Linked DNA regions of Homo sapiens: region 2 is linked to region 1. Evidence: read pairs that join two places in POLR2A ChIA-PET (ENCODE). Cell type or tissue: PC-9. All regions are shown on one strand. Links, peaks and the distances in the headings refer to the core of each region. The heading gives the core; the rest is flanking DNA.

Region 1 (8,338 bases), core at 73-8,072:
GATCAATTACTTGAAAACTACAGCTCATCCAATATAAAATGCATTTAATCTTTAATTTAAAAGCTTCTTTAAAAGTCTCCATGCCCAGGTGGTATCAGTGGAGAATTCTACCAAACATTCAAAGAGTAATTAGTGCCAATTATACACAGTCTCTTCCAGAAAATAAAAGAGAAAAAAGCATATCCTTTTTCATTTTATGCGACTGGTATTACCTTAATAAAAACCTGAAAAAGGAAGCACAAAAATGAAAAATATCAATATCCTTCATGAACTTAGATACAAACATCCCCAGCAAAACACTAGCAAATTCAATCAAACATCACATTAAAAAAAGAATCATACCCCACAATCAAGTGGGTTTTATTGCAGGAATGCAAAGTAGGGTTCATTGAAAATAATATAATACACCATCAACAGGTAAACAGGTAAAGAAGAAAAACTCACATTATCATATCAATTGATGATGCAGAAAATGTACTTGACAAAAGTCAACCCACTGATTTATGATGTTAAAAAAAAACCTCTCGGCAAACAGGTAGAGAGAGGAACTTCCTCAACTCGATAAAGAACATTTACCAAAAAAAAGAAATCACAGCTAACATAACACTTAATGATAAAAGACTCGGATCCTGAATATCATTAAGAAGTTGGAGATGTCTACTATTACCACTCCTATTCAATGTAGGACCAAAAATCCTAACTAGAGTAGTAAGTCAAGAAAGGAAAACAAATGGCATAGAGATTGGAAAAAAATAAAGAAAAACTCTTCTTATTTGCAGATGACATGATGGTATACATAGAAATTATCTCCCCTCAATTATTTTAAAATTCTTAGAACTAATGCGTGTTCATCAAGGCTGCAGGATACAAGAACAACACACGTAAAAATTATTGTATTTCTGTATAATAGCAATGAGCCCATAGAAACTGAAATTAAAAATACAATGCAGTGTATTTACAATAACTCAAAAAATTACCTATGTATAAATAAACATGCCATGTGCAGGATCTGTATGTTGAAAACTACAAAATGTTAATGAGATAAGTAAAATAAGATCTAAATAGATGGAGAGAAATACCACATTCATGAATTGGAAAACTCAATTCTCCCTAAATTCATCTATAGTCTTAGTGTAGTTCTTATTAAAATCCTAGCAGAAATCTGTGCAGATGTGAATAAGCATATCTTATATTTTATATGGAAAGGAAAATAAACTAGACTAGCTTAAACAAATTTTGAAAAAGAAGAAAAATGTGGGAGGAATCACTCTACCTGATTTTAATTTTTACTCCATCATTACGGTAATCAAGACTATAGAGAAACAGAGAGAAAAGAGAACAGAATAAAGAACCTAGAAACAGATCCATACAAGTACTTCCAATTGATGTTTGACAAAGGTGCAAAAGCAATTCAATGGGGAAGGGATAGTCTTTCTACAAATAAATGGTGCTGAAGTGAGTGAACATCCATTGGCAAAAGAAATGAACTGCGACCTAAGTCTCCCTTTATGTACAAAAATTAACTCACAATGGACCACAGACTTAAATGTAAAGTGTAAAACTACTAAACTTGCAGAAAACAACAGAGAAGGTCATCTTTGAGATCTAGGGTTAGGTGAAGAATTCTTAAGACTTGACTCGTAAAGTATTATCAATTAAAAAATATACATAAAATTGGACCTCACGCAAATTTAAGTTTTTGCTCTGTGAAAAGCCCTAGTGACAGAATGAAAAGACAAGCTACAAGGTGGGAGATCACCTGGCAGAGGACAAAATCTGAAATACATAAAGAAGGTCTCAAATCTCAACAATGATCAGCTCAGTCCAGTTAGAAAATGTGCAAAAGACATGAACAGATATTTCACAAAGAGGATATACAGATTAGCACATGAAAACATGTTAACATCACCAGTCACTAGAGAAATGAAGACCACAATGAAATATCACTATACATCTTTCAGAGCAACTAAAATTAAAAATAGAGACCACACCAAAGCCTGACGAGGATGCTGAGAGATTGTCCTTCACACATCATTGGTGGGAATGTAAGGTGGTACCCCACTCTGGGAAACATTTTGGAGTCTCTGATAAAAAATTAAACATACACTTACCCTACGATCCAGCAATTACACTTCTGGGCATTTACACCAGAGGAATGAAACTTTCTGTCTACACAAAAACTTGTATATCAATGTTCATAGCGGCTTTATTCATAATTGTCAAAATCTGGAAACGATGTCAATTTCCTTCAATGGGTGAATGGTTAAACAAACTGTGGTACACTGGTAATGTGAGCTCAGCAATAAACAGAAAAAACTAGCATACAATGCTTCAGTCAACAACAGACCAAATATGCTACAGTGGTCCCATGAGACTATAATGAAGCTGAAGAAATCCTATCCCCTAGTGACACTGTAGCCAGCATATGTCATAGCTTGTCTGTGATGAGGCTGGTGTAAGCAAACCTACTGTGTGCCAGTCATATACAAGTCTAGCACATGCAATTATGTACAGTACATAATACTGATGAAAATAACTGACGATATTTCTGGATTATATTTTTAGTACACTATACTTTTTATCATAATTTTGGAGTGTACTCCTCCTACTTATAAAAAAAAATAGATACCTGTAAAACAGCCTCAGATAAGTCCTTCAGGAGGTATTCAGAAGAAGGCATCATTACCACAGGGGAGAACAATTCCATGTGTGCTACTGCTCCTGAAGACCTTCCAGTGGGACAGGAGGTGGAGGTGGAAGACAGTGACGTCATATTAGTCTGTCCTCATGCTGCTAATAAAGACGTACCCGAGACCGGGTAATTCATAAAGGAAAGAGGTTTAATGGACTCACAGTTCCACATGGCTGGGGAGGCCTCACAATCATGGTGGAGAGCGAAGGGGAAGCAAGACACGTCTTACATGGTGGCAGGCAAGAAAGTGTGTGCAGGGGAGCTTCTCTTTATAAAACCACCAGATCCCATGAGACTGATTCACTGTGACAAGAACAGCATGGGAAAGATCCACCCCCACGATTCAACGGCCTCCCACCAGGTCCCTCCCACAACACATGGGGATTATGGGAGCTACAATTCAAGATGAGACTTGGGTGGGGACACAGTTATACCCTATCAGACATGGATGATCCTGACCGTATGTAGACCTAGGCTAATGTGTGCATTTGTGCCTTAGTATTTTTTTAAAGTTTTAAAAGTTAAAAAAGTAATAGAATAAAGCTTATAGAATAAGGATATGAAGAAAGAATATAGAGCTGTAACATGTATTTTAAGGTAAATGTTATTATAAAAGAGTCAGAAAGTTAAAAAATATCAAAAAGTGTATGAAGTAAAAGACTTAGAGTAAGCTAAGGTTAGCTTACTGAAGAAAGAAAACTTTTAACGATAAATTGAGTTTAGCCTAAGTGTGCAATGTCTATAAAGTCTGCAGCAGTGCACAGTCATGTCCCAGGCCCTCACGTTCACTCCCCACCCACTGGCTGACTCACCGACCTAACGGTGCAGTCCTCAGGATGTATCCCCGTCATTACACAAAGCATGACTGTATTGCCACTCTCACAGCCTGGAGGGGGCTCAAGGGCATTAGGCTGAATTTTAAAAGTTAATCTCTAAAGGTCACATGCCGCACAATTCCATTTATACAAAATTCTCAAAATGACAAAATCACAGAGCTGCAGAACAGCTTCCTGGTTGCCAGGGTTAGGGGTGGGGCAAGGGGAGGAGCCTGGGTGGCGACTGGGGACAGCCTGAGGGAGATTCACACGATGACATCAGCGTGGCAGCCGCCACAGGTGGCAAAATTCTATAAAACCACATGGAACAACAAATGAGTGTGAGGAAAGCTGGCAAAAACTCGGCAAGGCTGGTGGGCCCATCACTGTCAGGTCCCTGGTACCCCAATACGGTGGCTGTGGGGGTGCTGGGCAAGGACACAGGGGACTTCTGCATGCTGCGTTTGCAATTTCTTGTGCATGTGTAGTCATCAAATTAAAAGTTAAAAGCAAAGACACAAAACACCAGTACCCAGGTAAAGAGCGACTGAAGTCAAGAAGGGCCCTCCCATCCCACATGGGAAAACAGCAGACCCCAGCACAGCCCCCACCACAAACGCGAGTAAGGAGCAGAAGGTCTGTACAAAGATTCCAGGACTTTAAAAAAAAAATAACAAAAGAAGAAAACAAATGTAACAGAAAAAAAAAGGCAGGTACCAATGCCACTTTGAAGGCATAATTGTTCCATAACAGAAGAAAATGTATACCTCAACTGCTTTCATGTTTTCCAAGAAATAAAGGAGCACATGAATTCCATGAATCATGACTAAAGAAAAGAAGGCAAAAGACAAGATGAAATACAGAGCTGGAAAGAGAACACAAAGAGGAAAAAGGAAAACCACTTGCGATCTGAAAATTACTTCTATTGTGATTATTATTCTGTGAAGTCAGTTCCTCATGGCAGGAAATCCCCCGAATCCACGCCAGACTCCTCGGCCCTGGCCCACCGCGAGCCGCTGCTGGGTTTAATGCAGTTCCTGTCTCCCACCCTGGAGCTGTGACAGCGACATCTCGTTTCCAACTATGCTCTCCCCACAGGTGACCTCATCCAGGGCCCTGGGGGACACTCTCACCTGTGATTCCCAAGCTGTCTCCAAGCCCTGCCTCACCTGCTCCAGAGGCACCCAGCCAACCACCGGACATCCCGCTCCAGGTCCCTCTGTGCAAGGATGTCAGACCCTTCCGCGTTCCCTGCAGCGTCCCTTCCAAACAGGTGGTATCCGTGTTCCAAGCAGCCCAGGCCCAACCTCGGAGCCTGTGTGGTTGCTCCTTCACCCCACTCCTCCCATCAGCGGATCCTCCGCGAATCCTCCCAGCCTTGACTCCGAAACGCTTTGTCTCCCATCGCCCCGCGGCCACCCGGATCCCACTCCCGAGGTCAGGAGCCCCCGACTCTTCCTCCTGCACCTACTCCTGTCTCTGTCCAGTGCTCCCCACTGGCGCCCGGTGAGCTGAAGACAAGAACCAAAGCAGGCTTGAACCCCCTCCCGTGCCTTCCCACTGCTCTTTAAAAATGAAGAGAACGCTGCATCTGGCTAACGAGATCGTAACAAGATCGCCACCCGGCGTCTCCAAAGCCGGGATGCAGCCACCCAGGCGAGACGCTGCCCTGACACTGCAGTGATGTGCGTGCTTGGCACCAACCGGTGGCCTGGCTGCTGCCCTGGAGACAGGGACAATGGCTGCATCAGCCACCCATGGGTTACGGAGGACGGTACCGGGCAGAGACGCAGACACCGATGACTGAGTTGTCGAAGGTGGTTGAGAATGGGAAGGAGGGGCCAGGGTCTCACGAGGCCATTTCTCTTGTGGTCTCAGGTCTCACTCCTGAGCCTCCATAAAAAGGAAAAAATGAGTCAAAAAGAGCTCTTGCAAGGAATGCAAAATAAGCCATGGCAGTGTTTCCTCACCTCTCAACGTTATTTAATCAGTGGTGATTTTCCTTCTTGTGGGAGGCTAGTGCACCTCACAAGCCCGGGAAGTGCGGCAGCCCTTGCTGCTCCAGCAAGCTGCCCTGCTCCTCCGCCGGCCCTGCTTCTCCACCAGCCCTGCTCCTCCACTGCTCTTGCTCCTCCACCGCCCCTGCTTCTCCACCACCCCTGCTCCTCCACTGCCCCTGCTCCTCCACTGCTCTTGCTCCTCCGCCGGCCCTGCTTCTCCACCAGCCCTGCTTCTCCACTGCTCTTGCTCCTCCACTGCCCCTGCTTCTCCACCAGCCCTGCTCCTCCACTGCCCCTGCTCCTCCACTGCTCTTGCTCCTCCGCCGGCCCTGCTCTCCCACTGCCCCTGCTCCTCAGCCAGCCCTGCTCCTCCACTGCCCCTGCTCCTCCACCAGTCCTGCTCCTCCACTGCCCCTGCTCCTCCACTGCCCCTGCTCCTCCGCTGCCCCTGCTTCTCCACCGCCCCTGCTCCTCAGCCAGTCCTGCTTCTCAACTGCCCCTGCTCCTCCACCAGTCCTGCTCCTCCACTGCCCCTGCTCCTCCGCTGCCCCTGCTTCTCCACCGCCCCTGCTCCTCAGCCAGTCCTGCTTCTCAACTGCCCCTGCTCCTCCACCAGTCCTGCTCCTCCACTGCCCCTGCTCCTCCGCTGCCCCTGCTTCTCCACCGCCCCTGCTCCTCCACCAGCCCTGCTTCTCCACTGCCCCTGCTCCTCAGCCAGCCCTGCTTCTCCACCGCCCCTAGTCCTCCGCCAGCCCTGCTTCTCCACCACCCCTGCTCCTCTGCCACCCCTGCTCCTCCATTGCCCCTGCTCTGACCTTTGCCATGACCTTCACATCCCCTGCAAATTTCCTCCTTCAGCCGTGCATGCAGATCATCTCCCAGGATGCCCTCCTCAGAGACCTTTCCTGACCCCGTCCCCATGGATCCCGTCCTGATCGCCACTTCGCCGAGAGAAATGACCAGGTCACACCAAGCAGAAAGACGGTCCTGCCTGTCTGCAGGCAGTGGCTCCAGTCCCTCTGCACCCCGCTGTCCGCAGCCTCTGCTGACCCTGCCTGCCGCCCCCAAAGAGCTCTACAGACTCACAGGTGGCACCCGGCCAATCAGTGGTGAGCACCAGGAAGGAAAGGTACACAGGGCGGGGTTGTGGGAAACAGGGAGGTGGAAGGCAAGGATGCACCGGGAGCCGGACCAGAGGGCGTGCAGAAGAGTTCCTGGCAGGGGAACAGCAGGCATGGAGGCCCCGGTGGATGGGTACAGCGAGCTCAGGAGGAGGGGCAGGGTCCAGGAGGGGTGTGGCAGGGAGGGAGGTCAGGAGGCCGCAGGGTCCTGGTGGACGGGTACAGCATGCCCAGGAGGGGGGGCAGGGTCCAGGAGGGGTGTGGCAGGGAGGGAGGTCAGGAGGCCGCAGGGTCCTGGTGGACGGGTACAGCATGCCCAGGAGGGGGGGCAGGGTCCAGGAGGGGTGTGGCAGGGAGGGAGGTCAGGGGGCAGTAGGGCCCTGTGGAGAATGGCGTTTAGCTTTTTAGGGCCGTGGGAGCCTCGGAGGGTTTTGAGCAGAGCAGTGACTTGATTTGCTAAATTGAGTGCTTCTGGTCCCATTGGCTTTTCCCTGTGAGCATCTGAACAGCAACTTTCACCCTGGCCACAGGCATGAGCTCTTTGGGGCAGACCGGCTTAATCCACATGATGTAGTCTCTCTCACTTCTGCAGAAATCAAGGTGTCTGCAGGGCTGCAGGAAAGAAGCTGTTCCGGGCCTCTCTGGAGGTGCCCAGCACCCCTGGCATGCAGGCACCTCGCTCCAGCCCCTGCCCGTCCTCACACAGCCCCCTCCCTCTCCTTCGATGACACTTGTCATTGGATGAGGATGTGCCCGAAAGCCAGGATGAGCTCATCTCAGTATCCTTAACTAACATATCTGCAAAGATCCCTTTTCCAAATGAGGTCACATTCACAAGTCCCAGGTGGACACGTTCTGGGGACACCACTCGCCTCGCCACAGCGTCTTTCCACCAAGCGGGGTCTCCTCGCCACAGCGTCTTTCCCCCAAGCAGGGTCTCCACCTGCACTGTGCCCTCCAGATCTCCAAGCGCCCAAACCAGTGCTTGGCACACAGCAGGTGCCCAGTCAGTGTTTACTCAGTGAATGAATACAAGCTCAGCAAGATGAGAAGGCTGGCCCACAGGCCATAGCGGCCCCCAAGCTGTAACGTCCTGTGAGAAGACAGCTGCCCTGGGGCTCCCCAAGAGCCTCCATCCCTCTGGACAAATCACACTCACAGTACTGGGCTCTGAAGAGCCGCCCTTCATCTGCACCTCTGCTTTTTTTTTTTTTTTTTTTTTTGAGACGGAGTCTCGCTCTGTGGCCCAGGCTGGAGTGCAGTGGTGCGATCTCGGCTCACTGCAAGCTCCGCCTCCCGGGTTCACGCCATTCTCCTGCCTCAGCCTCCCAAGTAGCTGGGACCACAGGCGCCCATCACCACGCCCAGCTATTTTTTGTATTTTTAGTAGAGACGGGGTTTCACCATATTAGCCAGGATGGTCTCAATCTCCTGACCTCGTGATCCACCCTCTTCGGCCTCCCAAAGTGCTGGGATTACAGGCGTGAGCCACCGCGCCCGGCCTGCACCTCTGCTCCTTTAATCACACATGGTTCCTTTTTCATGTTTATTGAATAGACATCTTTATATTTTGCGAAAAAATGGGAAACAAAAACCCAAATACCCTTTTGCCTCTTAGCACCAAGAATCTATTAATTCATTGCTTGGCTGAAACCCTTATTTTGACACTTGTGCTTGGCCGAAACTGTTGTACCTGTGTTTCTCTGCATT
Region 2 (8,338 bases), core at 329-8,328, 83 kb before region 1:
GTTCAAAATTTTAATAGGTAGCTCCAGGCAACCTTTGCCCGTTTGCCCCATCGGCGATGTCTAAAAGAATCAGGTATTCTAGTGTCTTCCCATCCTAATATCTTCCCATCTCATATTGTAACAATGTCATTTCTACAATCAGATGAAAAGTGTCGTGTAATCGTTGTTTTACTTTGCAGCTCTCTGATTGCCAATGACAGTGAGCCCCTGTTTGGATGTTTATTGGCCGTTCCTATTTCTTCTTATGCAGTTTGCTACTCAGATCTTTGCCCATTTTCTGCTAGGCTATTTGTCTCTTGGGCGTGTGCAGGATCCCTTTATATGTTTTGGATCACTCATCTTTGCCTGGATAGCAATGACATTTTTTCCAGTTTGTTCTTATTTATTTATTTATTTATTTATTTATTTATTTATTTATTTTGAGACGGAGTCTTGCTCTGTTGCCCAGGCTGGAGTGCAGTGGCGTGATCTCGGCTCACTGCAAGCTCCAACTCCCAGGTTCACTCCATTCTCCTGCCTCAGCCTCCCAAGTAGCTGGGACCACAGGCACCTGCTACCACGCCCGGCTAATTTTTTGTATTTTTAGTAGAGACGGGGTTTCACTGTGTTAGCCAGGATGGTCTCGATCTCCTGACCTCGTGATCCACCTGCCTCGGCCTCCCAAAGTTCTGGGATTACAGGCGTGAGCCATTGCGCCTGGCCATTTGTTCTTATTTTTAGCTTAGTTTTTTATATCTTAATGTCATGCAAAAATCTAAATTTTACATAACCAGTGTTATCAATATGTTTATTATATGAATTTTGCTTTGAAGTCTTTTTTAAACACCGTCTTCTACGTGTAAATATGAAAAATATTGTATCTTACATTTAAATAAGATAATCTTAGAGCTCCATTTTTAAAAATTTCATTTTTCATTACATATATCCGGAATTTATTTATGTCTATGGTGTGAGGTAGAAATAGAATGTTTCCCACATGGGTACCAGTTTTCTCAGCACTTTCTATTGAATGGCCTGTCCTTTCCTTACTGGTCTGGGAGGCTGCTTCTATATGGACCCAGGTCACACATACAAACAGCCTCTTTCTGGAGCTTCTGTTGTTTCACTGATACAGGTGTCTATGTCCACACTATGACTCACTCACTGTTGTAAATACCAACCTTGTTCTTTCATATTTGGTAGAGTAAATTTTTAAAAACAAAACTCTTTGCTTTTCTATTTTAAGTTGCTTGAAATGTATGCTTGCATATGAATTTTAGGATCACTTTGTCAAGTTCTATAAAAAAATCTTTCAAAATTAATGAATTTTAATTGACATAATTGTACATACTTATGGGATAGAATTTGATGTTTTGATACACATCTGTGTTGTATAATGATTCAATCAGGGTATCTAGTATATCCAGCATCTCATGTATTTATCATTCCTTGGTGGTGAGAACATTCAAATGCCTCCCTTCCAGCTGTGTTGTAATATACAATACCTTACTATTAACCACCATCACCTGGCTGTGCACACAAACATCATAATTTATTCCTCCCAACTGCAACTTCGTACCTGTTGATGAACCTCTCCCCGTTTCCCTCTCTTGTCTCCACCCTAGTCTCTGGTAACCATGTTCTACTCCCTACTTCTGTGGTAGCGACCTTTTTGTTTGTTTTCGATTCCACATATGAGTGAGATCATATGGTATCTGTCTTTCTTCGTCTGGCTTATTTCACTTAACATGATGCCCTCCAGGTTCATTTAAGTTGTTGCAAATGATCAGATTTCCTTCTTTTTTTATGGCTGAATAGTATTCCATTGTGTATAAGTCCCACATTTTATTTATCCTTTCATTCACTGTTGAGCACTTAAGTTGATTCCATGTCTTGGCTATTGTAACTACTGCTGCGATCAACATGGGAGTGCAGATATCTCTTTGACATACTGATTTCATTTCCTTTGGATATATACCCAGTAGTGGAATTGTGGGATTATATAGTAGTACTATTTTTAATTTATTGAGGAATCTTCATACTGTTTTCCGTAACAGCTTTACTAGTTTACAATCCCACTAACAATGTGTAAGAGTTTCCTTTTCTTCACATCCTTGCCAACACTTGTTTTCTTTTGTTTTATCAATAGGAGCCATTCTAATTGGAGTGAGTGGTATCTCACAGTGGTTTTGATTTGCATTTCCCTGATGATTACTGATGTTGAATATTTTCCATAAATCTGTTGGCTATTTGTATGTTTTCTTTTGACATTTCTCAAATATGTCTTCTTTTGAGAAATGTCAAAAGAAAACATCTTTTGCCCATTTAAAATTTTTTTTCTGCTGAATTGTGTTAAATTCCTCATACATTCTAGATATTAACCCCTTCCCAGACAAATAGACTGCAAATATTTTCTCTCATTCTGCAGGTTGTCACTTCACTCTTAATAGTTTTCACTCCATGCAAAATCTTTTTAGTTTGATGTAATCCCACTTGTCCATTTTGGTTTTTTTTCTATTCTTTTATGTTCTTATTTTAAAAGTCCTTGCCCAACCCAATGTTGCAAAGTGTTTCCCCTGTTTTTTTTCTAGTAGCCTCATAGCTTCAGATTTTTTAAGTTTTTAATCCATTTTGAGTTGATTTTTTTATATGGTGAGAAGTAGGGATTTAGCCTCATTCTTTTGCATGTTGATATACAATTTTCCCAGCACAGTTTATTAAAAAGATTATCTCTTCCTCAATGTGAGTTCTTGTCACCTTTGTCAAAAATCAATTGGCTGTAGATGTGTGAATTTATTTCTGACCTCTCTATTCTGTTCCACTGGTCTATGTGTCTGTTTTTATGCCAGTACCGTGCTGTTTTAGTTGCTATAGCTTCATAATAAATTTTGAAGTCAGGTAGTGTGATGCCTTCAGCTTTGTTCTTTTTGTTCAGGATTGCTTTGGCTAGTCAGTGTCTTTTGTTGTTCTATATTAATTTTAGGGTTTTTTTTCTATGACTGTGAAGAATGACATTGGTATTTTGATAGGAATTGCATTAAATCTGTAGATTGCTTTAAATAATATAGCCATTTAAAAATATTCTTTCAATTTATGAATGCAGAATATTTTTCTATCTATTTGTGTCCCATTCAATTTCTTTCATCAAAGTATTATAGTTTCCAGTGTAGAGATCTTCACATCCTTGGTTAAGTTTATTCCTAGCTAGCTTATTTTTTGTAGCTATTCTAAATGGAATTATTTTCTTCAGTTCTTTTTCAGATGGTTCACTATTAGCATGTAGAAATACTACAGATTTTTTTATGTTGATTTTATACCCTGCAAATTTACTGAATTTTTAAAATTAGGTCTAACAGGCTTTTGGTGGTTTTTAGGGGTTTCTATACATAAGATTGTATTTTATGCAAATAGGAACAATTTAACTTTCTCCTTTTCAATGTGGATGCCTTTTATTTCTTTTTCTTGCCTAATTGCTCTGGCTAAGCCTTCTACTACTATCTTGAATAGAATTGGTGAAAGTGAGCATCCTTGTCTGGTTCCTGATATTATTTTCATCATTCATTCTGACGTTAGCTGTTGGTTTGTCATAAATGGCCTTTATCATGTTGAGGGACATAACTTCTATACCAAATTTTTTGAGAGAAGAAATGTTAAATTTAGTCAAATGCTTTTTCTGTGTCTATTGAAATTATCGTATGATTTTTGTCTTTCTTTCTGTTAATGTGGTATATCACATTTATTGATTTGTGTGTTAAACCATCTTTGTATCCCTAAGATGAAATGTGCTTTACCATAGTGAATGATCTTCTTAACGTGCTGTTTGATTCAATTTGCTAGTACGTTGTTGATAATTTTTGCATCTATGTTTATCAGAGATATTGGCCTGTAGTTTTCATTGTTATTGTTGTTTTTGCATCCCTGTCTGGTTTTAGAATTAAGGTAATGGTGTCCTCACAAAATGGGTTTGTACATATTCCCTCCTCTTCAGTTTTCTGGAATCGTTTGAGGAGAATTTGTATTATTATTCTTAAAAGCTTGGCAGAATTCAGCAGTGAAGCCATCAGGTCCTGGGCTTCTCTTTAAAGGAAGGCTTGTTATTACTTATTTAATTTCCTCACTCATTATCAGTCTGCTCTGATTTTCTATTTTTTTATAATTTAATCTTGGTAGTTTATATGTGATTAGAAATTTATCTGTTTCTTCTGAGTTATCAAATTTGTTGACCCAGCCTGGGCAATATAGCAAGACCCTATCTCTACAAAAAATAAAAAGTTAGCAGGTTGTGGTGGTGCAATCCTGTAGTCCCAGCTACTTGAGAGACTGAGGGAGGAGGATCATTTGAGCCTAGGAGTTCAAGGTTACAGTGAGCTATGATCCAGCTCACGCCACTGCACTCCAGTCTGGTGACAGAGTGAGACCCTGTCTAAAAAGAAATTGTTGGTGTAGTTATTCATAATCATTTTTTATCATACTTTGTATCTCTGTGGTGCCAGGTATAATGTCTCTTTTTTCATCTCTGGTTTTATTTATTTGAGTCTTCTCTTTTATTTTCTTAATCTAGCAAAAGGCTTGTCAATTTTGTTTATCCTTTCAAATATCTAACTCTTTGTTTTATTGATCTTAACAATTTTTTAAACCTCTTTCATTTATTTCTACTCTGAACTTTATTATTTCCATCCTTCTACAAATTTTGGGTTAGTTTGTTCTTATTTTTCTAGTTTCTTGAAGTGTATCTTTAGATTGTTTATTAGAAATCTTTCTTCTTTTTTAATATAGTCATTTATTGCTATGAACTTTCCTCTTAGAACTGCTTTACTGTGTCCCATAGGTTTTTGGTATGATGTGTTTCCATTCTCATTTGTCTCAAGGAAATTTTTAATTTCTCTTTTAATTTCTTCATTGACCCACTGGTTGCTTAGGAGCATGTTGACAAGTTTCCATGTATTTATAAAGTTTCCAAAGTTTTTCTTATTGTTCATTTCCAGTTTTATACCACTGGGGTCAGAAAAGATACTTGATATAATCTCTGTCTTCTTAAGTTTCTTAACTAGTTTTGTAGCCTAATGTGATCTATCCAGCAGAATGTTCCACGTGCAGTTGAGAAGAATGTGTATTCTGTAGCTTCCAAGTGGAATGTTCTTTCAATATCTGTGAGGTACATTTGATCTATGGTTCAGTTTCAGTCCAGTGTTTCTTTGTTGACTTTTTTGTCTAGATAATATATCTGTTGTTGAAAGTAGGTGCTGACATACCCTACTATTATTGTATTGGAGTCTATCTCTCTCTTTAAGTCTAATAATATTTGCTTTATGTATCTGGGTGCTCTGGTGTTGGGTGCATATATAATTACAATTTTTATATCTTCTTGATGAATTGATCCCTGTGTATCAAATAGGGATCCCTATCATTATCTAATGACCTACTTGTTTCCTTGTACAGTTTTTGACTTAAAATTTATTTTATCTGATATAAGTATGGCTACCCTTACTTGCTTTTGGGTTCTGGTTGCATGAAAAATTTTTTTCCATTCCTTTATTCTCAGTCTGTCTTTAACAATGAGGTGAGTCTCTTGTAGGCAACATATAGTTGGGTCTTTTTTGTTGTTAATTTTGGTTACTCTATATATTTTAATCAGATAATTTAATCCATTTACATTCAAAGGTATTATTGATAGACAAGAACTTATTCCTGCCATTCTGTTAACATTTCTCTGGTTGTTTTGTTGATCCTTTGTTCCTTTCTTCCTCTCTTGTTGTTTACCTTTGTGGTTTGATGGTTTTCTAAGGTGCTAAGCTGTGTTTCCTTTCTCTTTCTCATTTGTGTATCTGCTGTAATTTCTTTCTTTGTGGTTATCATGGGGCTGACATAAAGGGTTTTGTAGTTATAATATGTTATTTTAAGCTGATAGCAACTAAACTTTGGTTTCATGAAAATATTCTAGATTTTTCCCTCTTTCCAAAAAAAAATTATTAATGTTCCCTTAATTTACTTTTGTATATATTGTGTGGTCCTTATCCATTAACTGTAGCTGATGTTATTTTGACTTGAAAACTTCATAATAGACAGAGAGGGAAATAACAGATAGGAAGCAGGACTAGATTGCAGCTCCCACTAAGACAGACAGAACAGCATGTGGAGACTCGCATTGTGAACTTTTGCTCCAGAACTACTGCAGGAACACATCAGGAAAGCTGAGAGAATCCACAGACCCTCTGAAGGAAGTGGATTACTCCTGTAGGACCTGGGAGACAACCCAAACACCGTGAGCGCCCAAGCTGTGAAAGTGGGAAAGGGGGACTGTCCACCCCAGAACACACACCCTCACTGGGGAACCTGAAGATCTAGATCATGGGAGAAGGATTTGACCTTACCTGGAGTTGAGTCAATTTATAACAATTCCAAACAAACCTGAAGTCTCCTGGCCAGAACTTGGGGGAAGGCATAAATCTGGTGTGCAGACTCTACAGGTGGGGAGGCACAAAAGACCTGCTTGCTCTCTAAGCTGAGAGGCTGGTAGCCTGGGGCAAGTTCTCAGCCCTGCTCACCCACTACCTGGAAACGAACTTGGTGCTGTTGGAGGGGTGGGCACAGTGGAAGTGAGACCAGCCTTTTGGGCTGTGTGGGAGCTGGGTGAGGCCTATAACTGCCGGCTTCCCCCCACTTCCCTGAAAACCCACATGACACAGCAGCAGCAGCCGTAATCCTCCTGAGAACATAACTCCATTGACCTGGGAACCACACCCCCATCCCCCACAGCAGCCTCAGCAAGCCCCACCCAAGGAGATTCTGAGCTCAGACATTCCTAATCCTGCCCCCACCTGATGGTCCTTCCCTGCCCACTCTGGTAGCTGAAGACAAAGGGCATATTCTCTTGGGAGTTCTAGGGCTTGTCCACTGCCTGATCCATACTACCACAGCTGATGCTCTCTTGAAATTGCCACCTCCTGGCAGGAAACCAACCGCAAAAAAATCGTGCATTAAATAACCAAAACTAAGGACAGAGTCCATTTCACTCCCCTGCCACCTCTACCGGAGCAGGTTCAGGTATCCATGGCTGAGAGATATAAAGATAGTTCATATCACAGGACTCTGTGCAGACAACCCCCGGTACCAGCTTGGAGCCTGGTGGCCCTGCGGGGTGGCTAGATCCAGAAGAGAGATAACAATCACTACAGCTTGTCTCTCAGGAAGCCACATCCCTAGGAAAAAGGGGGAGAGCACTACATCAAGGAAACACCCCATGGGACAAAAGAATCTGAACAGCAGCCTTGGCCGGGTGGGGTGGCTCATGCCTGTAATCCCAGCACTTGGGGAGGCCAAGGAGGGTGGATCATGAGGTCAGGAGATCGAGACCATCCTGGCTAACACAGTGAAACCCTGTCTCTACTAAAAATACAAAAAATTAGCCGAGCGCAGTGGTGGGTACCTGTAGTCCCAGCTACTTGGGAGGCCGAGGGAGGAGAATGGCATGGACCCAGGAGGTGGAGCTTGCAATGAGCTGAGATCATGCCACTGCACTCCAGCCTGGACAACAGAGCGAGGCTCCATCAAAAAAAAAAAAAAAAAGAGAATCTGAACTGCAGCCTTCTGGAGCTCCAGATCCTCCCTGTGACATAGCCTATCCAAATGAGAAGGAACCAGAAAAACACTTCTGGTAATATGACAAAACAAGGTCTTTAACACCCCCCAAAAAATCACACTAGCTCACCAGCAATGGATCCAAACCAAGAAGAAATCCCTGATTTACCTGAAAAAGAATTGAGAAGGTTGATTGTTAAGCTAATGAGGAGACATGAGAGAAAGGAGAAGTCCAATTTAAGGGGAAAAAAATGATACAAGAAATGAGGGGAGAAGTATTCAGAGAAATAGACAGCATAAATAAAAAACAGTCACAACTTCAGGAAATAAAGGACACAGAGAAATGCAAAACTCTCTGCAAAGTCTCAGCCATCGAATCGAACAAGCAGAAGAAAGAACTTCAGAGCTCAAATACAAGGTTTTAAAATTCACCCAATCCAACAAGGATAAAGAAAAAAGAATTTAAAAAATGAACAAAGCCTTGAAGAAGTTTAGGATTATGTTAAATGACCAAACCCAAGAATAATTGGTGTTCCTGAGGAAAAAGAGAAATCTAAAAGTTTGGAAAACATATTTGGAGAAATAATCAAGGAAAACTTCCCAGTCTTGCTAGAGACCAAGACATCCAAATACAAGAAGCTCAAAAAACACCTGGGAGATTCATCACAAAAAGATCATTGCCTAGGTACATTGTCAACAGATTATCTATAGTCAAGATGAAGGAAAGAATCTTAAGAGCTGGGAGGCAAAAACACCAGGTAACCTATAAAGGAAAACCTAT

The links. Peaks named below come from ENCODE experiments on the same cell type or tissue, not always from the same donor. Only the 100,000 strongest peaks of a DNase experiment are listed, where the experiment ranks them.
Region 2: POLR2A ChIA-PET joins it to region 1 with 10 read pairs; 2 of 35 experiments call an interaction of 5 or more read pairs at or near these places.

The regions. Positions count from the first base shown.
Region 1 is chr2:239,924,003-239,932,340 of GRCh38, forward strand. It overlaps a transcript of NDUFA10 not described here. Among named protein-coding and RNA genes, the nearest start is that of MIR4786, 15 kb to the right of the region's middle. RefSeq lists a silencer at 4,902-5,123. In PC-9, for the core only: no CTCF peak of the experiment used is centred there; a DNase peak (open chromatin) is centred at 3,509; H3K27me3 peaks cover 3,044 bases.
Region 2 is chr2:239,840,382-239,848,719 of GRCh38, forward strand. No RefSeq gene overlaps it. Among named protein-coding and RNA genes, the nearest start is that of MIR4786, 99 kb to the right of the region's middle. In PC-9, for the core only: no CTCF peak of the experiment used is centred there; no DNase peak of the experiment used is centred there; H3K27me3 peaks cover 2,318 bases.